Linked DNA regions of Mus musculus: all the other regions are linked to region 2. Evidence: chromatin loops called from intact Hi-C (ENCODE). Cell type or tissue: heart. All regions are shown on one strand.

Region 1 (8,000 bases), 51 kb before region 2:
CGGCCGCGGTGTCCGCAGTGCACCGAGGCGCGGGTTCTGGCAGCAGCGGCTCCGGAGGGGGCTCGGCGGCCGGCAGCGGTGGGGGCGGCGGCGGGGCGGGCGGCGGGGGCGGCGGCAGCTCTGGCGGGGGCAGCGGGACAACCGGAGGCCATAGCGGCCTCTCCTCCAACTTCAATGAATGGTACGTGTGAGGGGCCAGGCCTTTCTCCCATTCCCTGTTCCCTTATCCACCGTCGCCCTCCCAAAACCCATCGAGGGCACCTTAGGATCGTCTTATTAAAATTATGAATCTGATTTTTATGGTGAAAAAAAAAAGATTTTACCAGCAGAAGGATTTTTTTAACTGTTTTTTTTTTTTTTTTTTAAGAAAACAATCTAGGCATGAAAAGCAAAATCTCTCTGTATGTCTGAAACTGAAAACATAAAAAAAAATTAAGAAAGTAAATCCCACAAAAATATCGAGCCAAACTTCCCTAGCCCACTTTCCTTCCCACATGCTTCCTAGTCTTTTTGACAAACTGTACATAGCGGACGCCTTCCTTTTCCACGGTGATTTTAATGGCTTATTGGCTTATTGGTGGATAGAAGTTTGTCCATTTGTAAACTCCCGGATTGCGTTCCCTCCCGCCTTTCTCCCATTTCCCTTCCCCAAGTGATGGGCCTTTTCTTTTTCCTTTTAGTTTCCCGGTTTCTTTCTTTCTTTTATTTTTTTAAAGTAATGTGGAAGAAAATGGTTTATTTTGTATTGTGGTATTAAATATTGTGTTCCTTTTAAATGAGGCAACTTGATTGTAAACTTCATGCGACTATAGACTGGAAAATATGAGCCGTGCCAAAGTCTCCCTTCTGTTTCTTCAACATACCAACCCATAGCACACATCACCAACACCACCAACGCTTGTGAATGTATTTTTTCTGTTAGCTGGGTTTACATGTGATGTTTCAGTGCTTTTGCGACGTTCGATTTGTTAGTTCTTGTATGAAAGATTGGGGGGTGGGTGGGTGGGAGTAAACGTTGTGCCGTTAGCTTTTTTCCGAAATAACACCCTTCTGTAAATATCCGTTGCCATATTTATCCATTTGTAATTAAATTATGGTATTAACTTGCTACAGAGGAAACAATATTTATAAAGAATGTTTCTTAACTATAAATATGTACAATTGTGGGCATAAACTGTTTCAGATTTTTTATTTGAAGGTTTAAGTGGTTTGATCATTTCTTGTGATGTTTTGAGAGTAATGCATACAGAAATATAATAAAATGTGTTGAAACTGCATGAACATACTTTTTCCCCCCCTAGCAGAGTTATTGAAGAGAATGGGAAGGAGTCAGCTTGAGGCATGACGAGGGTATGGATTGGGGGAGGGGGGAAGTGCCACCTTGCATTCTTTGGAGGAAGGTCTATTTATGCATAGAGAATGGGCTAAACTGCCCCTTTGGCAGAAAGTCTCAAAATTATTTTCTACATCCTTTTGTTGGGTAGCTGAGGATGAATTAAATTTTTGGAAAGCCCCTGTGAGGAATGGCGGCAGGAACCTTCAGAGTGTCTAATGGCTCCATTATCTAAGGGAATGCCTTTCTTTCTTTCAGCTATTTGGGCTGGCTTTAAGAGCACTAAACATTTCCTTATTCTTTGTTTTCTTTCCCTACCCTGCCCCCTTCCTCTCTCCCTCCCTCTGAAAAGCTGAGGTACAGTTATTTTTAATTGCACGTTTAAAACTGAGCCGAGTACTTTGTTTTTGAACTTGGCCCAGTGATTATAGTTTAAAGGGGCTCGTTTTTTTTTTTTTCCTTGATATTTTAAGCAGAGCTTGCTCAATAAACCCTGTTTATCTTAAGCAGCTCTGCAGTGGTGCTCAAGGGAAAGTAATAAATAGGATATGCTTTAATATTTTTTATTTGCCGTCATAGATAGGGATACATCTACTCTGAAGGAAAGAATGCAGCAAAATTATTTTATACAAAGGCTAATGTTGCCAGGTGGAAGTGAATAGGAGTACTGAATTTTCTGGAATCTTTGCCACCGTGCTGCCCTGCCCCCACAGGAGTTGGTGTGAGTTTTCAAACAAGATGCTGTAAAGAAAGCAAAAATAATTTTAGTAATAAAAGGATAGAGATGGGGGAAATTATTTTTTAGTTCCTGAGCTATCAAGACTTCCCTCCCACTGAGTGTCCCTGTAGCTCCGATAGGCCCTGGGCTTTGGAGGAGCTGCTCTCAGGGGAGGGAGCAGACCTGGTCAGCTTCAGAGGCTCCTACTGTGCGATCCGGATGAGCCAGAGCAGCCCAGGGCTGAGTCCTCTGCGGATGGATGGAAGACCGCACGGTCCTTTGCTACCTCAGGGTCAGGCATGACAGCCCGAGGGATGTTTGGGAAGAGGTCAACACTCACCTCCCACAGGCCATGCTACCTGTTCAGCGGCAAGCGAACATGCATCCAGCCTGCCTGCTTGTGATACTCTCTGGGTGACAAGTGCCAGGCTCGCCCTCCCCAGCGGCCCGCGAGCTGCCTAAGCGCCAATTTCGGAAGCAATCAACCCTCTATTAAAATCAAATTTATAACCCCTAATAATATTAAGCAAAATTATTAGAAAAATTGGCATATGTTACTGAGCCTTGGGAGAATTCATTGAACACACAAGCCATGAGAAAAATCGTTTAGGGTTTTTGCCGAGCCCCTTGCCCCTGGGGGAGCAGGCAAAAGAGTCAGATTAAATATTCATTTGGTGGGCAAGAAGAAAATGGTTCTACTCAAATGTTTTTAACCTTTTCATTGTGGGGCTGAAAACTATAGTTTTGAGATATCACAAATCTTAAAAGAAAAAGAAAAAAAGAGGACTCAGAGGGACTACTTCTGCATCAACTTAAGGCCTTGGGGCCTTCTTATTTGCGGGAGCATGGGAGCAAAATAGATGCTCCACAGGGTCAAGGTAGTGCAATTGCTTTTTAAATCTATTGGGGAGCTCGCTGTAAGTCTATGACGCCATTGTTAGTTTTCTGCAGAAAAATACAACGTGCAGGGGGTCTGGGCTAGAAAGACCATCCCCCAAAAGTGCTTTCCTACTCTACCCTAGAACCGATGGAGGCCCTGGGAAAGGCTTTCCAGCAAAATGGCTTCTAGCCCCTCTAGGCTTTGTCCACAGGAGTTATCAGCCCGTCGGCTTGGTCCAGTTTCTCTGTTTGGCTTTTCTCTTGGCCCTCCGAATTTCCGGAGGCTAATGAGAGAAGAGGGAGATAGTATATGTGCGAAGAGTGCCAAAGATGCCAGAATCGCTGTACTTAAAGGGTGTAGCAGTTTGGCGCCTGAGTCGGAGAGCCTGGCGGTGATGAGGTTGAGAGTGGGGATTAGGTGGGTGAGTGGAGATGTCCGAGCCCTCCCTCCCTCCCTCCCCGTCACCCCAACTCAGAATAGGCCTGAAAGCTAACCTGCCCTTGCCTTCACTCCAGAGCCTCATAGCTGAAGCTGGTCCTGGCCTCCCTCAGGGCCCAAGAGCTTCGCTGTGGGTTCGCTGCGGCGTCAGGACTGGTGTCTCTGCTTGCCACACCGCTGTCAACTTGAACTTCTGTGAACAGAAGCCTGCTCCCTTCGCGCTCAACTCCATTCACCACAGAATAAGTCCCTCTCACCACGAGATTCGCTTTATCCGGAGGCAGCTGGAGCTCCCTCGGGAGGCCCATCATTATTATTATTAATTATCGTGATCCTCGCTGCATTATTAATGGCCACAAGGATAACGGGCATGGGTATCAGCTTCTCCCAGTTCAGTGATGTCCTCCGAAGTCCCCGGCAGGGAGGAGGTTATTCCCAGCTCAGGGGCCGCGTCAGTTCTGCTTGCGGCAAGGGCGAGGGGAGGCAGTTACAGTCGGGACACTGCGGGACTCCAGTAGAGAAAACGCCACCCTGGTACCCGCACACCATCCTTAACTGCCCGGGACCCCTTTCCTCTCCCCTCTGCCGGCACCTTGGCTCTTCCTCCACCCCACCCCCTATCCCCTTTGTCTCTTTTTCAGACGGATGTTTTCAGTCTCAAGTGTTTTTTTTGTTTTTTGTTTTTTGTTTTTTTTCTTCCGCACAAAATCCTGAGATCAAGAGTAGCTCACAGGCTGGACGGGGGCTCGGGTTTCTCCAGGCACTGTGTTATTTGCTACATCGCTGCATTAGACTAGGAAGGCTTGGGCCATCCAACTTGATCTTGCCTGGGTTGGTGGGTCTAGGGAAAGTATGTCTGAGTACTGTTGAGTTCATTGGTAGCATAGGAGGCTAGAGACAGGCAGAGATTTTACCAAGTATGCATTGGACACTCAGATCCTACTATCCCCTAAATCATGTCAGAAATAATTCCAGGGATGTTAGGCCCACTTCCAAAGTTTAGGAAATAAAGGCCTCAGAATAACAAACACTTCACTAAGAATTGGTTGAACTTTCAGATAGGTTTTTAATTTTTAAAAATGTTGAAATAGGAACATGCAAGGAAAGCTCCTCTCAGGATCCAAGCAGGGCTCGATAAATACTTGTGGGTTGATTATAATCTGATGCCCCAGAAATTTGCAGCTCCACATCCATACATCCATGAGTACCTCAGCAGACAAGTCAAAATGAAAGGTTTCTATTTTTAACCTGCAGCTCAGAACTAAGACCATAGAAATGTCATTCTCCTTCCCTCCACTCTCTCACTTCCCCCTCCCCTCCGGGGATAGTTGCTGGGCTTTTTTATGGGGGGGGGTGGTCTAGATCTTTCCAGACTAGATCTGAGTGGCCAAGTATCAGAAAACCTCAACCCATTCCGCTGAGTCCCTGAGGAGGGGAAGGCAGCCATGATGATAAGGGTAGGACTTAACAAATGAGACCACCTGTAAAGCCAACTATAGGGCAGCCCAACCCAAGTGTCGGAGTTCATGGTCAAGGCTGGGGGTCACTAGGGGTAAACGGGCCCTTGTCGCCTCTGAATGGCCACTGCGGAAACCTCTGGCAGTGAAATTCCGGGCCAGGGTCCTCCTGCTGCCCCGCCTCTACAAGATGCAAGATGCTAACTTTGGGCACTGAGGTCACTAAGCATGCCCCCAGCCCGCTTTCCTTTTGTTTTCAGGGCAGAGCCGCTTTTGAAGAGGTAACACTTGACCTCTCCTTCAGCTTTCTGCTTCTCTCCCTATTTGGGTCCAGCATCTCTCCAGCCCCACCTGGCTTAACACAGCCTTCAGACAGGCTTTGCGGGAGTCCCTTTACTCTGCCGCTCACCCACACAGACACACCTTTCGCGCTCCCATGCCAATACACATCATCCACTCATATGCTCACCTCCTGTGGCTTCCGAATCTCTCCACCACCGGTTCACTCCCGGGTGGGAAGGACCTGGGGCTGCAGAGATGCGCGTGGGTGGCACAAGACCAGTAAGCGGTTGCTCACTCCCCCTTATTGTCCTTGGAGGGACCACTGCCTGACCTTATAGGTGAGGCCCATTTCTTGAATCTACAGGTTGAGATGAGGACAGCGGCGGGGTGGGTGGGTTGGGGGAGTGGGGGTGGGTGGGTGATGGGGGAATACCTGCAGTTGGCATTCCTAGGCCGGTTACCAGGGGCTGTGATGGGCTAGATTGTCTTACCCACCTGCTGCGCTCTCTACTTTCCTGGTGTGTGTGTGTGTGTGTGTGTGTGTGTGTGTGTGTGTGTGTGTGGTGGCAGGGAGTAGTTTTTCCTCCATCTATTAAGGGGATGGAAAAGCTATGTGCCCACCCAATAACCCTTGCCTTAGTCTCTTCTTCCCCCACTCCCAGTCCCCCAAACCCCAGATGCTAAGTCAGTGGCCCTGGGGAGCAGAATGGAGCAGCGTCTCTACAGAAGGAGGTGGATGGGGATGGTAATAATGTTAACAGCAGCAGCGATAACCTTAGTAGTTGAAGCTTCTCCAAGCTTCTCTCGGAGCTATTTCTCCAAGGCCTGGAGAGGTCTGGAGCACTCCTGACCTGGTACGACTGCAAGTGGGCATTGAGTTCCCTTTGATGGGAGCAAAGGGCTTTTTACTGCTACTTTTCAGTAAAAATCCAAAACCTGTTGCGGTGCCAACAAAACCACTGCCCTAGAGCAGAGCCAGCTTCTGGATGCAGGCAGCCCTGGTGCATACTGCGCTGGATTTTTTTGCTTTGTTTTGTCCTCTGGGCCCAGTGGGCCCACAGCGGTTTGTGTGGTTTCCTGAATCCTTTGGAGTTGGCTACTTCTGTCTGCCCACTGTCTCCAGCCCCCTTTTCCCTGCCTGTCGCCTCCCCCCCCCGCCCCCATCCCACTACTCCCCGCACTTCTATGAATGGCGGATTTAATGAGCGCGGGTGCCGCGCTGGCCGGTGGTTCTGAGGATGCTCTGACCTGTAGGGAGGGCGCGAAAGGTCAGACTCACGCAGGGCCGGACTCGGGCTCCTCCCAGGCCCACGCTGCTAGGATATTGATCCTGGGAGAAAGATAAACAGGAGAACTGGACATTCGGCCACGAATACTAATGAGCCAGGGTAGAGGTTTTAATTGCTGTGGACTTCCTTTTTCCAGTTAATCTTTATTGCAAACTTCTCTGGAGTCAGCCTGCCTTTTGTGTATTTCTCGTCCCTTCCTTTTAGTTTCCTGCGAAATGCTTAGGCGAAAGAGACTTGTTCGCTTTACCTTTTCTCCTTCTCAGTGTTCATAAGCGCTGCAAGAGCCGTCAAGAACAGTCCTTGTTCTCAGAGTGGCTCTGCTCACTAATTCTGGAAATGTAGGGGGATCCTATAAAATAAATTGTTTCAATATGGTTTTGCCAAGCCTGTTTCTTGACTTCCTCAATCTTATTGTTTCGAAGACTTGTATGTTCTTGTCCTTAAACTTCCTCTTGACAGTTGCATCTTTTCTCTGGGCACCCAACCTCTTCATAGCTCCTCTCCAAACTGGTGCATTCTATCCCCCAAATGGTCTCATTTCTCAAGCCTGTAGGCTTTGGCTCGGGCTTTATCAACCGCAGTGTCGGAGTTTTCCAGTGAAGCACTGAGTATAGGCAAGCTAATTCACTAGCTCTCATGAATTTAGTGTTTTCTTTGGTACCTATGAGCAATACTGAAACGTGAGACAGGAACCTAGGGGAATTTCAGAGGGACGTCTGTCTTCCTTATTCTCGATGTGTATATGATAATTTAGTTGTAACTGATTTTTTAAACACAAAGGTATTTTGACCCCTCCCTCCAAATTGTATTAATAGATGGGAAATCTCATAAAACAGTTTGGCTGTGTGATTAAAAGAGGAAAAAATGGAAACCCATTTTTGGGGTAGGGTATATTAAAATGTGTTGAAATCTATGCGCGGGGGGGGGGGAAGGATCAACTGTGCTAGAGCAATTTTGAGCATTATTCTAATTCTTAAAGTTTTGGACAAAATAATTTCATATCATTGTAATAGGTCCCAGCAGTGTACTCCCCTGAGGATTTTATTTCACTTACACTTTTTAGTCTAAACTTTTTTTCTTCTCACAATGATTTATTATGTAGGTAATTTTAGGGGATACAGTTTACAGCTTGAATTATTAGACTGAACACCTCTGGCTGACACTACAACGCCTTTTTTTTTCTCTGCCTGCAGCTGTGAGTCACAACCCCATTTTCATACCCAACCTCTGCACATTCCTTCACAATGTATACTTCCTTCTTGCAAAGATCAAACATGCTTTGGTCAAAGTGTTTATTTTAAAATGCAGGAAAATTAAAACTAAACACAGCTCTACTGTAAAATCCCCCAATGTATCATATTTTCCTCCTCCTGTGGCCACACAAAAAAGTAAGAATTTGCACCAGTTTCTGGAATCAAATTTTGAACTGAAGCACAGTCACATATAGACAGAGTTTTTTATTTTATTATGGAAGCATGTCAGAAAACCTCCCACTTTTGTTCATGATTGGATTCTGGTTTGGATGTCTTTAGATTTTACTTACTATTTTTTTAAAAAATCATAAGCTAGAAAATAACATATCATCAAGAAGAAGAAGTTGACA
Region 2 (8,000 bases):
GTCAAAAGAAATCATAAAATCTGGTTAGTACCCTGATCAGATGGTACTAATATCCATGTGAGAAAAGATGGCAGAAACAGAGTCATGGTGCAGATGCCTAAAATTTGAACACTTGGAAGTCCAAGGCAAGACAACTGCTGTGAGTTCTCAGCTAAACTGTACTAATATTTTAAAAATGCAAAGAGAGAAAAATAGAATGATATTATATGCATCTGTTAATAATCTACATTAATATGGGACACTTCTCCACACAAACCTGCATTTTTTTTAACCTTTTAGGTGATAAATTATTATTAAATTTAAATTTATTCTATGTAATATATAAATCTTAAAATTTTTAAATAAATATGGTGTAGCTTTTATTGTATTATATCTTTTATGTTTTTGTTTGTTTGTTTGTTTGTTTTTCGAGATAGGGTTTCTCTGTATAGCCCTGGCTGTCCTGGAACTCACTTTGTAGATCAGGCTGGCCTCGAACTCACAAATCTGCCTGCCTCTGCCTCCTGAGTGCTGGGATTAAAGGCGTGCGCCACCACGCCCGGCATATTTTATATATATTTATTATGATTTATTAAACATTTACATTATTTTATGTTAATATAATATAGTTTATATGTCCATGTATTATACATGTAATATAAATATAAGTTATACATAATATATTATACAAATTATTTTTATTAAATGTTAGAAAATACACCATAATTTATTTAATATGTATAAGCATAAAACATTAAAATGTATAAAAATATAAGATTATTATAGTATATGATATAATATAATAGCATCATTTTCCCTTCTCTTTCTCCCTTTAATCCCTCCCATATCCCCTTCCCTCACTCCATCTCAACTTTGTTTTTTTCTTTAATTTGTATGTGTGTATGTGTGTGTCCACATACATAAATATATAAATACAATCTGCTCAGTCCATTTAGTATTACTTGTATGTATATGGTTTTAGGGCTGTCCAGTTGGTAGTGTGTAATTTAATAGGATGCTCATCTCTAGAGAAAAATGTTTCTCCTACTCCCAGCATTCCTTAATTTCCTATAATTCTTTGTCTTTTTATGTTAGCATGTCTATTGGCATTCGTCTTGTTCAGGTCTTTTTTTAGGCAGCCATATTGTTGAGGTATGATGAGCTAAGCCTTTCTGTTATTTCTAGGAGATACAATCTCAAAGAAAATTTTCTGGTCCTCTCCTGCTTTTAGTGTCTTTCTGGCTCCTCTTTTTTGATGCTCCTTGGGCTGTATGTACAAGAGTTATACTATAGATATATCAACTGGGGATGGAAACGGTGTTAAGATGAATTCCTATTATTAGTTATTATTATTGAGTTTATCATCCTTACATGGAAGTGAGGATTCTCCCATTCCTGTCTCCAAAGAATTGGGATTACATGTGTGCTCAACCATGCCCAGCTAAATTGGTAATTTTTTAAAATTGAAAATAGATTCTTCTCTCATAGAAGACATTCTGATTACAGTTTCCCCTCTGTCCAGTCTTCCTAGCTCCGTTGACGTCTCCTTTTCCCCAGATACATTCCCTCTCTTTTTTCCCTTCAGAAAAGAGCAGGCCTTCAAGAGACAACACTGGGGCTGGAATAGTGGTTCCGTGGTTAAAAGCACTGGCTGTTCTGCCAGAGAACCCAGGTTCAATTCCTAGTACCCACATGCTAACAACTATCAGTAACCCCAGTTCCAGAGGATCTGACACCCTCTTCTGGCCTCCATGGGCCTCTATATACACATCATAGATAACACATGTAGGCAAAATATTCATATACCTAAAATAAAAATAAGTAAGTTCTTAAAAAAGTAAAAGCCACATTTGAAGCCATGCATATAGAGGGCTTTAGCATAGTGGGTTACACAGCTGTGGACTCGAGCAGCTTAGATCTGTCCCTGTTCTGCTGGCTGGGTCTTCACTTTCATCAATCAATCTTATCTGCTGTAGAGCCTAAGGCAAGTGTTAGCTTACAGAGTCTAAGGTTTGAACCATTCAGAGCTCCCTCTGGAGTATTCGCTACATAGTATTTTATCTATTCCCATTATCTGAAGCAAAAATTAGACTTTGTAGCCGTTTAGTCTTTTGGGACACAAAGAGTTAAGTTTATCCTTAGAAGTAGCTTTCCGAACAATAGTGGTTACAATGTTGCTTGTTCTCGTAGATTATAATTAAACGGACTAGCTAGTTATATCAGTCTTAAGGACAGTGGTAATTAAAAATTTCCCCTTTGCTTCCATGAAAATAATTGTGGACAGAATTGTGAGGGTGGGGTTGGAGCTTTCAACCATATCTGAGAACTTTGAAAATTGCCATAATCGGATTAATATTCTTATCTAGTAAGTTATTACCAGAATGAGAGAGTCTCTTTGACATAAAGCTCCAAGAATCTCCTATGGTTGCTCTTCAGGGACAAAGTTGAGAGCAAGACAGGCATTTCATGGGCTGCTTACAGGGATCTTATCAGTGTTGGAGAAATGGCTCAACAGTTAAAAACACTGATTCCGGGGCTGGCGAGATGGCTCAGTGTGTAAGAGTACCCGACTGCTTTTCCAAAGGTCCAGTGTTCAAGTCCCAGCAACCACATGGTGGCTCACAACCATCCGTAACAAGATCTGACGCCCTCCTCTGGTGTGTCTGAAGACAGCTACAGTGTACTTACATATAATAAATAAATAAATCTTAAAAACAAAACAAAACAAAACAAAACAAAAAAAAAACCAAACCACTGATTCCCAGTACCTACGTGGTGGCTCACAACTGATGTAACTCCAGTTCTAAGAATCTGATGCCCTTTGACCTCTGCAGGCACCAGGCACACATATGGTACACATATAGTCATGCAGGCACTTATACACAAAAGTATACATAAATAAAAATTACAATTGGATATTATAATTTTTCTTCAATGTATTTACTTGTACTTCTCAGATGGAAAAATTATTTGTGTGTATATGTATGTGTGTACATGTGTGTGTACATGACATGCATATGGAGGTCAGAGAATAACTTGTGGAACTTAGTGCTTTCCTCTGATTTAGGTCCTAGAAATCAGACTTAGGTCCTCAGGCTCCGTGATTAAGTCCCTTTATAGAGCCAAGTAGTTTCTATTACAGGCCCCTTTCACTGAAGGAATCTTTGCAGTAAAAACAGGACTTTAAAACTACAAACTAAATACAAAGATGGTGATGAAAGTAGCAAGAGGGAAAGAGAAGGGAAACTGGGTTTCCTGACTAGGAAAATGCCTCTGGCGCTGGTGAAACAGGTAATTTTTGCTACTTATGTTCCTACTTTGGTAAGAACTTTCAGTTTCTCAGCCAATCGCAAATGTTGCGAATTGTCTTTTTGGCTAGACCTCTACATGTTGCAGCCTGGCTTCCTGACTGTTTTAAGTTAATTCTGTAGGACAGGCGAAGTAAGTGAGCACCAGTCCTGATACAGAGATGGTTATTGGTGAGATCTACTTTAAAATATCCACCGAGAAATTAAAAGGAGCATGGATGCACCCGATTGGCCAACGTTGGTTCTTTGGAAGCCAAAAGCAGGCTCCAGTCAGCTTTTTCAGCAGTAGGGGAGTTGGACTGGCTGCTGGAGCGCCTTGGTCGGCTCCCTCCGGGTCCTAGTGCGGTTCTCATCCCATATGCGTAAGCCCTAGGCGACCGGCTCTGCGCCGCAGTCGGACCAGCTCCCTCCCAAGCCTACTCGCCAGGGGGCGGAGCTTAGAGCTCAAGGCTCCTGATTGGCCGTCCCGCGGGCACTCCCCTTCCCCGCCCCTTGACGAGGGTGAGAGGTCAGCAGCCGGCAAGTCTGCGGGGTGGACGATGGCGGGGCAGTGGGTCAGGACCGTGGCGCTGTTGGCGGCCAGGCGGCATTGGCGGCGGTCCTCGCAGCAGCAATTGCTGGGGACGCTGAAGGTGAGCAGAACCGGGCTCGCGTGGGCCTGCTTGCTCCGGGTTCCCAGGCGACACCCGCGGTTCATCCCGGCTGCCCCAGGCCCGGGCCCTGACCAGGCTGCACTCACACTCTGTCCTGCCACTGGGCATCTCTTGAACGCGCATATCCGAGGGACAGGCTTAAGTGGTCCGAGCTTTACCTGCACTCCTTCGGGATGGCCTTCGGGCTTGCATCCCAGAGTCTCGCGGTGCTGGTTTCTCCTGCAGCTTTCTAGAGAGCCCTTGTTAAGAGTCCACATGTTCTTTTGCTGTCTTTGCAACGACTTTGAAGGGGCATCATGAATTGCTGTTTGAATAGTTAAGGCTGTGAGTTTGAAAATACTGTGCTAAGTCAAGATTGTTAACAGAGCACACGTGTGACTTGAAATCCTGCTTAAACTGTATGACACCATTGTAACGCGTGAGAAATGCACCGTCTGAATTTATTTTTCTTCCTAAGAACTGCTTAGCCTGATTAGAAACTGTGGTTCACCCTGGATGTCATGGTGACATTTTGACTCACAGATTGGGAATTCGTGTTAACCTCCTTTCTCCTTCCATATGGGATATATTGAATGCCTTGCCAGCATTGACTTCCCCAACTTTTAAAGTACACTTACTAATTCACTTGAGCAGATTTCTTAAAAATGAATGACCCCTGAAAACCCCTTGAAAGCTGGTTGAGTGTGCCTGCTAATCTTCCCTGCCGTGCAATCATGTGTAGTGCTGTGTGCACCTGTAATCACAGCATTGGAAAGGCTGAGGATTGTGAGTTTAAGGCCAGGCTCAAATCCTTCCCTATCTCTCAGTAGAAAAAGTTAAAAATTTATTTTCTACAGCGTTTGGTTTATGGTCATTGAAATTTGAGTTGATATGATCTGCCTCTTTTAAAAAATTTTTTTTTATTTTTTATTTATTTATTTTTTTGAGAAACATGTTTCTCTGTGTAGCCCTGGCTATTCTGGAACACTCTGTGTAGAGCAGTCTGGTCTCAAAGCCACAGAGATCTCCCTGCCTCTTGACTCCTGAGTGTAGAGTGTACTGCTGTGCTCAGCCTTTTACTCTTTTTAAGGAAATGCAAACAGGCCCACTTAGGCAGTGTGAGCTGGAAGGTTCTCCCTTGTGTCAGCCTTGAAAAGTTGGCTCTCATTGTTCTTTGTAATGCCACACGGATTTTGTTCCTTAACTTTTATCATCCTGTAATCACTTAATCTTCATTTGCTCTTGCTAAGACTTTTACACATTTTCTTATGAAATTACCTGCAGTGAGAAGGTAAGGTCTTTGGAGTCACATTTTCTATATTTCTTCTTCTGTGGGGTTTGTTTTCTTGAGACAGGACCTCACTTAGCCTAGCTTGGTCTCAAATTTGCTGTGTACTGGAGGAAGATTTTGGTCTCCTGGCCCCACCCCAGGGCTGAGGACTGAGCCTGAGGCCTTGTACTTGTTATACAAGTACTCTGCCTTGGAGCTAAATCCTCAACCCCTGCTCTACTTTCCAAATGCTGGCATTATAGGTATTCACCACCACACCAGGGTTGGATATTATATATTGGATATGTGCTTTTTTTAGATAGTTTCTTACAAACAAATCTTGACTGAATTCCTCCTGTGTAGGGGGTGAGTACAGTTTCAAGTGTTTATGAAATTTCATCTAGTAGTTAAGCAATAACTTTAAAAGGCTGTTGAGAAGTTTTGGTGGTGAAATAAAATAAAATAGACTGAGTTGACCAAGTCCATATTTTGACCTTATGCCCTAGGCAACTATTGCAAATTAAGCCATTCAGTCCTCATATTAAGCACATAACACCACTTACAGAAGATGGACTCAAGTCCCGAAATGTTAGATGACTTGCTTAAAGCCATAGAACTAGTAAGTGTCAGTCTAGGCCTGGTACATTGAGGCAGAGCTGTACCACTGAGCTACACTGCCAGCTTCCTAGAAACAGTCAATACTCTTATTTATATCATGCTACTTAAGTTAAACATTGTTTCAACAAGGGTCAGTTAGATGGCTCAGTGGGCAAGGGCCATTGTTACAAAACCCTGGTGACTTGGGTTCACACTTGGAACCCAAACAAAGGTGGAAGGAAAGAATTGATTCCACAAGGTTGTGCTCTGACCTCTACCATATACACAACCATAATAAAATAGCAAAAAATTCACACAACTGGACCTAGAGATACGGCTCAGTCCTTAAAAGCACTTACAGAGGATCTGGGTTTGATTTACTTACAACCATTAGGAGTGAATGACATCAGATATACATGTGGTGCAGAGACATACACACAGGGGAAACATACACATACGTTTGAAAAAATAAAAATTTAAGAATAATATACTTTATGAAGGATGAGGTGACTTTTTTTTCTAGAAAAGAAAAAAAAATAGTGTTGTGAGAGAACAGGCTGTGTCCTGGGTCCATGTCCACTGGGAACACTGAGGACGTGAGAAAAGTCCATGGAGGCTCTGGAGCAGGGCCTGGATGGTGCTGGAGAGGAATCAGACGGTTGCCGGCTTGATCTCGTCATGCTGCGTTTCTTAGGGTAGTGTTAATCACTTGGTGTTGCAAGGTAGAGCAAAGGACCATGATATTTTAGACTCAGGCTAACAGGAAGTAGGTTTCGATCATTGCTGCTGTATACTAGCTGTGTAACATAGAAGCTATCTTTGTGTGTGAACGTGCACATGTTTGTTCATGCATGTAGAGACTAGAGGTCAGAGTCGGTTGTCTCCCTCAGTCACTTCCCACTGATCTGTTTTTTTTGGACAGGATGTCTTACTGAATCTGGAGTTCTTTGATTCAGTTAGATTGACTAATCAACAAACCCTGGGCTTCCTGTCTGTTTCCCCAGGGATATGCTATACCTGGCTTTTCCAGGGATCAAACTCTGGTCCTCACACTTGCATAGCAAGGGTTTTTACTGACTGAGCTGTCTCCCTAGCACTGTTTTGTTTTGTTTTTCAAGACAGGGTTTCTCTGTATAGCCCTGGCTGTCCTGGAACTCACTTTGTAGACCAGGCTGGCATCGAACTCAGAAATCCATCTGCCTCTAGCATTTAAAAAAAAAATTAAATTACATTTATTTAGTGTAGGTGTGGGTACCATAGTGTGGACAACATTCAGAAGTTAGTTTTCATCTTCTGCAATGTCATCAGGCTATGTAGTAAGTGTTTTTGTTCTCTGAGGCAGCCATCTTGCCTGTCCCCCCCCCCCTTTTTTTTTTTAAAGATATGAGCACTTTTTCATGAGTTTATCTGTACCATGTGAATGGAGTAGCAGAGGGGACAGTGGACCCCTGGAAACTGGAGTTAGTTGTAAGTCACCATGTGGATGATGGTGACAGAACCTGGATTCTTTAAAGAGCAGTATGCACTTTTGGTCTCTAAGCCATCATTAACCTCCCTCCTTTGTGGTTTGAGGAAACATCTCATGCAGGCTAGGCTGGGCTTGAACTCCCTGCAGCTGAGGTTGACCTTGAACCTCTGATCTGCTTCCTGTGTGCTGGAATTAGTGTTCCACTACAGCAGGTTTATATGGAGCTGGGCTCCTGTTAGCATGTACTCAACCAACAGAGCTGTATCTTGGATGCATGGGATCTCTCGTGTTATGTTTCTTTAATGTGTCAGCAGAGACTGCATCGTGCCAATGTTGTTGTCTTAGCACAGTGTCACAGTTGGTGCTGAATGTGGGGTGGCAGAGTGCTGTCACAGTTGTGCCACAGAGCATTCCTCCTCTGACCTTCACCATAATGGGGGAACGGCTTCTGGCCTGACCATGCTTCTTATATGTGGACTTGAACTGCATTCCACCACTCTGTTAGAAGTGGAACCTTTCCAAGATTTTACCCCCTCCTCTCTCCCTTTCTAATTCTGTAAATCTTCTGGATGAAAGGCAGATAGCTAACTCTTGACTAGCCTAGGAATTCCAGATGTATTTAGATTTAGGATAGATGCATTATCAATGGCAGCCAGAGACTGTCCCACCCTCCTTGTACAGAGGCGCTCCCTTGACTTCTAGGGACCTGTACTCAGGTTAAGCTGGAGCCTCAATTTTGCTGCAGA
Region 3 (8,000 bases), 100 kb after region 2:
ATGGGGTACAGAGCTAAACAAAGAATTCTCAACTGATGAATGCCGAATGGCTGAAAAGCACCTGAAAAAATGTTCAACATCCTTAGTCATCAGGGAAATGCAAATCAAAACAACCCTGAGATTCCACCTCACACCAGTCAGAATGGCTAAGATCAAAAACTCAGGTGACAGTAGATGCTGGAGAGCATGTGGAGAAAGAGGGACACTCCTCCATTGTTGGTGGGATTGCAAGCTGGTACAACCACTCTGGAAATCAGTTTGGTGGTTCCTCAGAAAATTGGACATAATACTAACAGAGGACCCAGCTATACCATTCCTGGTCATATACCTAGAAGATGCTCCAACATGTAATAAGGACACATGCTCCACTATGTTCATAGCAGCCTTATTTATAATAGCCAGGAGCTGGGAAGAACCCAGATATCCCTCAACAGAGGAATGGATACAGAAAATGTGGTACATTTACACACCGGAATACTACTCAGCTATTGAAAACAATGACTTCATGAAATTCTTAGGCAAATGGATGGAACTGAAAAATATCATCCTGAGTGAGGTAACCCAATCACAAAAGAACACACATGGTATACACTCACTGATAAGTAGATATTAGCCCAGAAGCTCAGAATATCCAAGATACAATTCACAGACTAAATGAAGCTCAAGAAGAAGGAAAACCAAAGTATGGACTCTTTGGTTCTTCTTACAGGGGGGAACAAAATACCCATGAGAGGAGATACAGAGACAAAGTGTGGAGCAGAGACTGAAGGAAAGCCCATCCAGAGAGTGCCCCACCCAAGGATCCATCCCATACAGTCACCAAACCCAGACAGTATTGTGGATGCCAACAAGTGCTTGCTGACAGGAGCCTGATATAGCTTTCTCCTGAGAGGCTCTGCCAGTTCCTGACAAATAAAGAGGTGGATACTCACATCCATCCATTGGACTGAGAACAGGGTCCCCAATGAAGAAGCTAGAGAAAGGACTGAAGGAGCTGAAGGAGCTGAAGGAGCTTGCAGCCCCATAGGAGGAACAACAAGATGAACCAACCAGTACCCTCAGAGCTCCCAATGACTAAACTACCAACCAAAGAGTACATATGGAGGGACCCATGGCCCCAGCTGCATAGTTTTTTAAAAAAAGATTTATTTATTTACTTTATGTATATGAGTACACTGTAGCTGTCTTCAGACACACCAGAAGAGGGCATCGGATCCCAGTACAGATGGCTGTGAGCTACTGTGTGGTTGCTGGGAATTGAATTCAAGACGTATGGAAGAGCAGTCAGTGCTCTTAACCACTGAGCCATCTCTCCAGCCCAACCCGGCTTTTTTAATCTGTGGTTTTCAATTTTACTTCAGGAGGGTCCTTTTCCGATTACCTAAAGCAAGTTTCCTCTTATTCTCTGCTGTTGCCATGAAGTGTTCACATCACTTCTCAGGTGACTTGCTTGTCCACTTGACTTTCTGTTTCTCTTCATGGGCTAGGACTCTAGAAGGATAAAAGGCCAGATTGTATACACGATTGTATACACTGTTGCTAGAAAATATTTATCGGCTTAGTGTCTTAAAACACATGGATCATCATTCTTTTAAATGGGTAGAGTCACTGAGCCATCTGTATGCTAGTCCTTTGTTGAAGGCCCATTAAATTGTTTTCCAGATGTTTTACTTATCAAAACAGCACAATTGAAAATAACAAACTCCTTGTAAGTTTTTGTTGATACATGTGAGAGAGTCATCCATAGGATAACTTTCTACAACCAAAGGCTGTGGAGGAAGGGACACAGGCTCTCCATGTTTGATAAATGCAGCTATTTGCACAAAGGCTATGTGTGTGTCTTGACCGAAGTGTGAAGTGCTGCTCAGGCTTGTTCCTGTGTTCACACTTGAGTGGGATGTCCTGTGTCAGCCTACTGCTAGGGCGAAAGCTGAGGGTGGATGTGTTTTATATTTCTCTTTAGATTTATTTGTTTTTTGTTTGTTTTTACTGGACTTAAATTATCTGTTGTTCTGAATAGACTTTCCAAAGCTTTATTACATGTTTTTTTTCCTATCCATAACCCCATAAGGAGGGTCTATGCACCATATGTTAGTGCTATTGATTTAGGAGCTATTTAGAGTTTTTAATCTTTATGTATCCCATAATAAAACTAGATGTGTCACATGTGTTTAGTTTATTTTCAAAAACAATAATATGTGTTTTGTAATGTCTAATACGTAATAGATCCTCAATGAATTTTTTGGCTCAGTGAATGACAAATGAAAAATTAATTTTTAAGGCAATTTGATTTTATCTGAAAAATCTTTGTCATAGAAATTCATTTTCATGGTAGGAAAACTTATACCTTCGTCAAAAGTTAACATTGTGTTGTGGGAGATCAGGAATTTTGAGAAGTTTTGCTGTAGATAAATACAAATTCTCTTTACATATAAAGCATAACGTGTGTGTGTCATGTGGATACATAAATATGTCACAACCAGAAGTAGATTTTGAGCACTGTTGGCTTCCCTGGGCCCCAGACTTTGTAGGTTGTAGTTGAATTTCTTTGAGACGTCTTTGGCAAACACACCCTTCCACATTGAATGAAATGTTAAAAGTTTCCTTCTAGCTGATTATAACCGGGTCCTCACCAGTCCTCACTCTTCCTGTATGTTGTTCAAGAGGCACTAATTGTTCGATTTGGCAGGTTTAACACTTCCTGACAGAGGCTATTAAAGGCAAGTATTCTCCAATAACTGTCACCGGCTGGAACAAAGAGCCTTCCAACTCAATGTGTGGAAGCCATGACATTCTTAAATGACCCGTTTCATAGATTTTTTTTAAAATTTTATCTTTTTAAACTAAAATTTGGAGATGCAGGGTTGGTGCAAGCATCAAGGTATAGAAAGCGAGTAAAGCTTGATTTTGGGGCAGGGAGCAAGACAGAGCTTTATCTCTGACTTGAAAACAATTGTTATTTGGAAAATCTCATTAGCAGATGTGACTGCTTGGAGTAAAAAAAGACTTAAAACTGGTGTCGCTTTCAGGATTGCTTTGAACTTAACAAGCACCTATTTGTGGAGCAGACTGGCTAATGAAAGGAAATTAAATTTTTCTGACAACTTCCCGTTCCAGCCTCCTTATTCAGGGATGCTGTTGGGTACTGAAGACTTTTAAGGAAGAATTTCTTTTCTTTTTCTAAAAACTGGACATAAATGAAGCAGTTATTTTCCCCTAGTCCCAGTTTGGGGATTGGGGAGTCTACTGTGATTGCTCTTCATTTTAAATGTAGTAATTTAAGAGCTTTAAAAATGCCAGGCTTCCCTTGAATGCCTTGAAATTGTGGAAAAATTCCTGCATATTTATCAACTGGTGGTTCTAGAACATTGCTGGTGGTGCATATAGTGCCACTGGATTAGAAAAATTAATTGAATTGAGAAAGTGGCTTCAGAGTTCTTGTCATTATGTCGAAAATTTGTGCATAGAGTTTGCACAGTGTATATCAGGTGAATGGCTTTGGCTGGGGCAGTTTGTTGAAGCGGTTTTAAGTGTTACTGCTGACAAATGGCGGGGACGGATGCACTTGTGAGTCGGTAACGCAGGCCTGTCTTGGACCTCAGGGAGGAGTCCTTACCTTGTTCTTCGGAGTTTCACTGAACTTTAATTTATGTGCCTAGTACAACTGTAAAGATAAAATATGTACCTGAAGAATTGGTTAAGAAAATATAATGGAAATCACAAGGTTTCTTCTTTTTTTTCTTTTTCTTTCCTCCCTTCCTTTCTTTCTTCTTTTTTTTCCTTTTTTTTTTAAACAATTGCTAATTCTTACAGATACTGGAAATTTACTTATTTCTAGAAAATTGATAGAGCTCCTCCCAAACAATAGACAATCAACTCCCCCTGCTGACAGAATCTAGGAAAACACAGTGTGTAAATAGACAAGGGGGCTGCAGACAAGCTTTAATGATCTGATTTACAATTCAGTATTGATTGTAAACATCTAAAATCTGCCATTAAATCCCAGCAACTGCACCGAATCATTGGCAATTCTGGTCATGTTTCCTGCCAGCTCATTTCAAACTGCTTTGAGTTTCTTAATATAATAACGACGAAGGAGAATTTACATTCCACTTATGGTATTAATTTTACATTTCTCTGAATGAAAAGGGTTAGAAGGTTGTAAAATTGAACATTAAATGAATCAGAGGAGACAGTAGTGCAATATATGACTGCCCTAAAGACATTGTGCAATGTCTCATGGGATTAATGTTGAGTCTCATTTCCTGCCTTTACAGGATGCAGATGAAGCTGTCAGAATTGCAAGGGAAATTGGTAAGTCCTTAAATTAACTTTGGTAGTGTTTCTGTGTCTTTCAGCAGATACGGTTGAGCAAACGTGTAATAAGTAATTCCCATAGAGCAAATAATATTTTAATAGTTTTTGGTTTCTATTACTTGTGGCTCTAGAATTTATCAGTTGAATTACCATATTCTCTTATTAAAGTAGGACTTGTAGTCACTTGATCTTAGTTTGGTTCTTTTATAAGATGAACTCACTAGCTAATTAAAACGAATAATTGTCTGAAGAGTCTTGAGGATTGGACACAGTTTGTATTTAGTTGTGTGTGAGCACTCGGCTGTGGTCTGTTGTAATGTGAAGGACACAGCACACAGGATTCAAATGAAGGTGCCCTTGACAAGCTTGTTCAAGTTCTTACCTTTTTCTAAAATGGAAAATATCAACTTAATAGCTTTGCTAGGAAAGAAAGATGCAGTAGAAAGTGGGAGGTGAGAGCTGGATAGGCTAAGCAAGTGAATATATATATATATATGAAGTTTCAAGTATATTCCTCTTGCTCATGAACACAGTTGTCTTCTGTAGTGTCTAAATGGAGAAAATAGGAAAAGAGAACAAAGCTTTGAAACCTATAATTTTGAGTCAGATCAATACATGTGTATACCTATGGAAAGCTGTGGCTAGGCAAGGGCCTCAGACAACACTTTCTGTCAGGCTTACAGCAACATCTTAAAACAATCTGTGCTGCTAGCTACATTGTTTCAGGAAGCCATATACTAATATTTTAGTAGTCCTGTTTTCTCAGTGTGGTTTGTTACTCAGAATTTTTGTCTATGATAGGAGAGCATTTGATTTGGCAAAGTTTGTATATTCCAAAGTGATCATGGACATTAAGATATTCTTGTAAATGAGACAAGCTAGCATAGAGTTCTTTGGTCTGGTGTTCTTGAGCTATCAGCTTCCTCAGCATGCTCTTCTGTGATTGGCTTGTTGTGTACTGCTTCTGTTGGGTATGGCTAAATTATTTTGGTTTTGGTCATTTAAGTCATATTAAGTGTTCTTTGTTGTTTGTTTTGAAAAACTGCCTTGGATATAAGGCCAGTACATATAAGATACTATTTTATCTGTCGAGAACATCTGTATTAATTACTTCCTCAGCGTTGCCAGCATCTTTAGAAGCTTTTCCCTATTGTACTAATTTCACAGTAAGACTTGGTAGGTTATATAATGCTGCTGTCTGTGGGTTAAATCATTGGTCCTTTTATTCCCCATGAAGCACTCAGCAGCTTCTAAGACTGTCCTAAAGTGGTTTAATTTTATTAATACACTTTTAAACTCAAATTGGGCTCTTTTTAGTCATAGCTTAGATATTACCACCTATCCAAGTCATCTATGAGAATATTTTGTAATAAATGATTGTCATATTTGGAGGAATTTTGGAAAGCAGGAGGGCTAGAGTCTACACTAGGATCATGTGCCTGTGACATGCTGTGAATTACACATCTTACACTCAAGAACACTTTCTTTGGTGACACAGTATTCAAGTCTGTGTGTGTGCACATGCGCGTGAGCCCTTTGGTGATGGATCAGGTTTTTCCTACTCTTATTGAGATATCTCACACTTATATTATGGTTTGGATGGCCATTGTAAGTTTACTTAAGGGTTAAAGTAGACCTTGAGTCCATGGGAAAATATATTCCCAAGTGTGAGCAACAGAATTATAAACATATATTTGAACCTATTTTATTTTTTGTTTGTTTTCTTTTGTAGTGTCATTTTCTGGATTTTCTTGTGTGATTTATGTTTCTGTTTCTGTTTTCTTTTTCCTCTTCTGTGTTGCTGGGGAATCAGGATCTAGAGCTTATTTTGCAAGGCCTACACACAGCCACAGAGCTGTGCTCCTCCACTCTGTGCACAGGTTGTTGCCTTTTCCCTCTTTTTTGTGCTATGTGGTAGAAACAAAATCTTTCTGTGCTCTCCCACTTTCAGGTCTGTGTTTCTTTTCTGGAAGCATTTATCTATACTGCCAGAGGTGGAAAGTAATTGTTGGCCACTGTTGTGTTTTTTACGTAACTGTAGCTTTTAGTTTGGAACATTTGTTTCCATGTACCATCTACTTCAGAAATGCCATTTTTTTTTATTATTGAAAAAATTTACTATAATTACAATTCAGATTTCATACATGGGTGTGTCCTTGATGATTCCCATCCCTTTCCTTCTATTTCTTCTAATTCTTCCCTTTCGCTCTCATTGTGAAATACATGCTTACAGTTGTGGCTATTAAATAGAAGCTTGCTAGTGTCCTGAGCAGACTGGAAGGAAGAGAAGTCATAAAATTTGAAGTGAAATGAAACACGGTAAAGAAGTTTTACAAGGCTTTAGGGATTTCCCTGAGAACCCTCCAGATCACACAGACACCTCCTGTGAATACCTTTTCTTACTGTGCTGTCATCCAGACACATTACAAAGTCACTTTTCTGTAATCTCTATTCAGTTTTCTCTGCCAAAGTAGTAGTGTTCTGTATTGGTTTATTGTACTTTATAATATATTTTGGTTATACCCTCATATATACAATATTGATTAGTTCTTACTTAAACAAAACATAATGATGATATTATAATTAATATTCACCATTAACAAATAAAGATTATATTTAATATCAAAATAGTATTAAATATACTCGTTGCACATATTTGTAACTGTGAATAAAAATAATTTTATTAAAATATAAATATATCAATACATAATAATTTATTTTTGTACATTTAAGGCAAACCGAGGAAAGACAAAATATATGCTTTCTTCACTCTTGTTTTAGTTTCAGTTTTCTATTTGGAGAACCTCATTCTTTTTTAAGGGCACAGTTGTTGCAGAAATGTAGCTAATGCATCATTGGACTGTGGCATTATTGGTTTGTGTACACTGAACCATCCTCACATTCTTGCACTGAATCCAACCTGGTCCTGGTGGAGAGTCTCTTTTTTTTTTTTTTTTTTTTAACCGTCTTTTTGTTGTTGTTGTTTTTTGTTTTTTGAGACAGGGTTTCTCTGTATAGCCCTGGCTGTCCTAGAATTCACTTTGTAGACCAGGCTGTCCTCCAACTCAGAAATTCGCCTGCCTCTGTCTCCCGATTGCTGGGATTAAAGGCGTGCACCACCACGCCCGGCTTATTAACCATCATTTTAATTTCCTTGACTATTACAAATCCTTTAAAGTTATTTCTATAGGTCATTATAGCATTATAGGTCATGTGTGTTTGGAACTTCTTTCTTTTACTTCCCAGGCTTTTGGAATATAAGTTTTTAAAAGTACTGTGTAATGATTCTCTGGGTTTTGTTGGAGAGAGAGAGGGGGGGGGGGATTCAGAGAGGGAGAGAAAGGAGGAGAGGGAGGGGAAACAGGGTCTCACTGTGTTCATTTCTAATTAGTGTCTTCTCTCCCTTTTTTTGTTCATTTGGCCATGAATTTGTTCATCTTATTTTTTTCAAATATCAGCTCTGTTTGATTGATTCTATGCTTCCTTTAGTCTCCATTCTATTAATTTTACCCTGATATTTATTATTTTTTAACTTATACTGCTTTGGGGTTTGAATTCTTGTCTTTCTAGGTCCTTGATCTATGTCATTAGGTTATTTGAGATTTTTTTCTAAGACTTTACTGAAAACTCTGACCTGCAAACTCAAGAGGAGATTTTCTGGGCTTCCTTAGCTGTATTTGAAA

What was found. Hi-C counts contacts between places; a loop is a spot of excess contacts. Peaks named below come from ENCODE experiments on the same cell type or tissue, not always from the same donor. Only the 100,000 strongest peaks of a DNase experiment are listed, where the experiment ranks them.
Region 1: it touches region 2 in a loop (2.8-fold over the local background); 2 of 42 quality-filtered maps call a loop at or near these places.
Region 3: it touches region 2 in a loop (2.0-fold over the local background); 2 of 42 quality-filtered maps call a loop at or near these places.

The regions. Positions count from the first base shown.
Region 1 is chr14:122,479,053-122,487,052 of GRCm38, forward strand. Zic2 (zinc finger protein of the cerebellum 2) reads left to right here. Exons shown (of 3, transcript NM_009574.3): 3 at 1-1,276. The coding sequence ends at 191. Gm33769 (a long non-coding RNA gene) reads right to left here and starts at 3,938. Exons shown (of 2, transcript XR_383798.4): 1 at 3,426-3,938; 2 at 1,881-2,074. It also overlaps a transcript of Pcca not described here. In heart, no CTCF peak of the experiment used is centred here; no DNase peak of the experiment used is centred here; H3K4me3 peaks cover 260 bases; H3K27me3 peaks cover 6,980 bases.
Region 2 is chr14:122,530,541-122,538,540 of GRCm38, forward strand. Pcca (propionyl-Coenzyme A carboxylase, alpha polypeptide) reads left to right here and starts at 3,788. Exons shown (of 24, transcript NM_144844.2): 1 at 3,788-3,919. The coding sequence starts at 3,827. In heart, a CTCF peak has its summit at 3,721; a DNase peak (open chromatin) is centred at 3,741; H3K4me3 peaks cover 1,739 bases; H3K27ac peaks cover 1,291 bases.
Region 3 is chr14:122,634,104-122,642,103 of GRCm38, forward strand. It overlaps Pcca (propionyl-Coenzyme A carboxylase, alpha polypeptide), which reads left to right. Exons shown (of 24, transcript NM_144844.2): 8 at 4,278-4,314. Among named protein-coding and RNA genes, the nearest start is that of Gm46487, 7.6 kb to the left of the region's middle. In heart, CTCF peaks have their summits at 1,213 (motif pointing right) and 3,889 (motif pointing left); no DNase peak of the experiment used is centred here.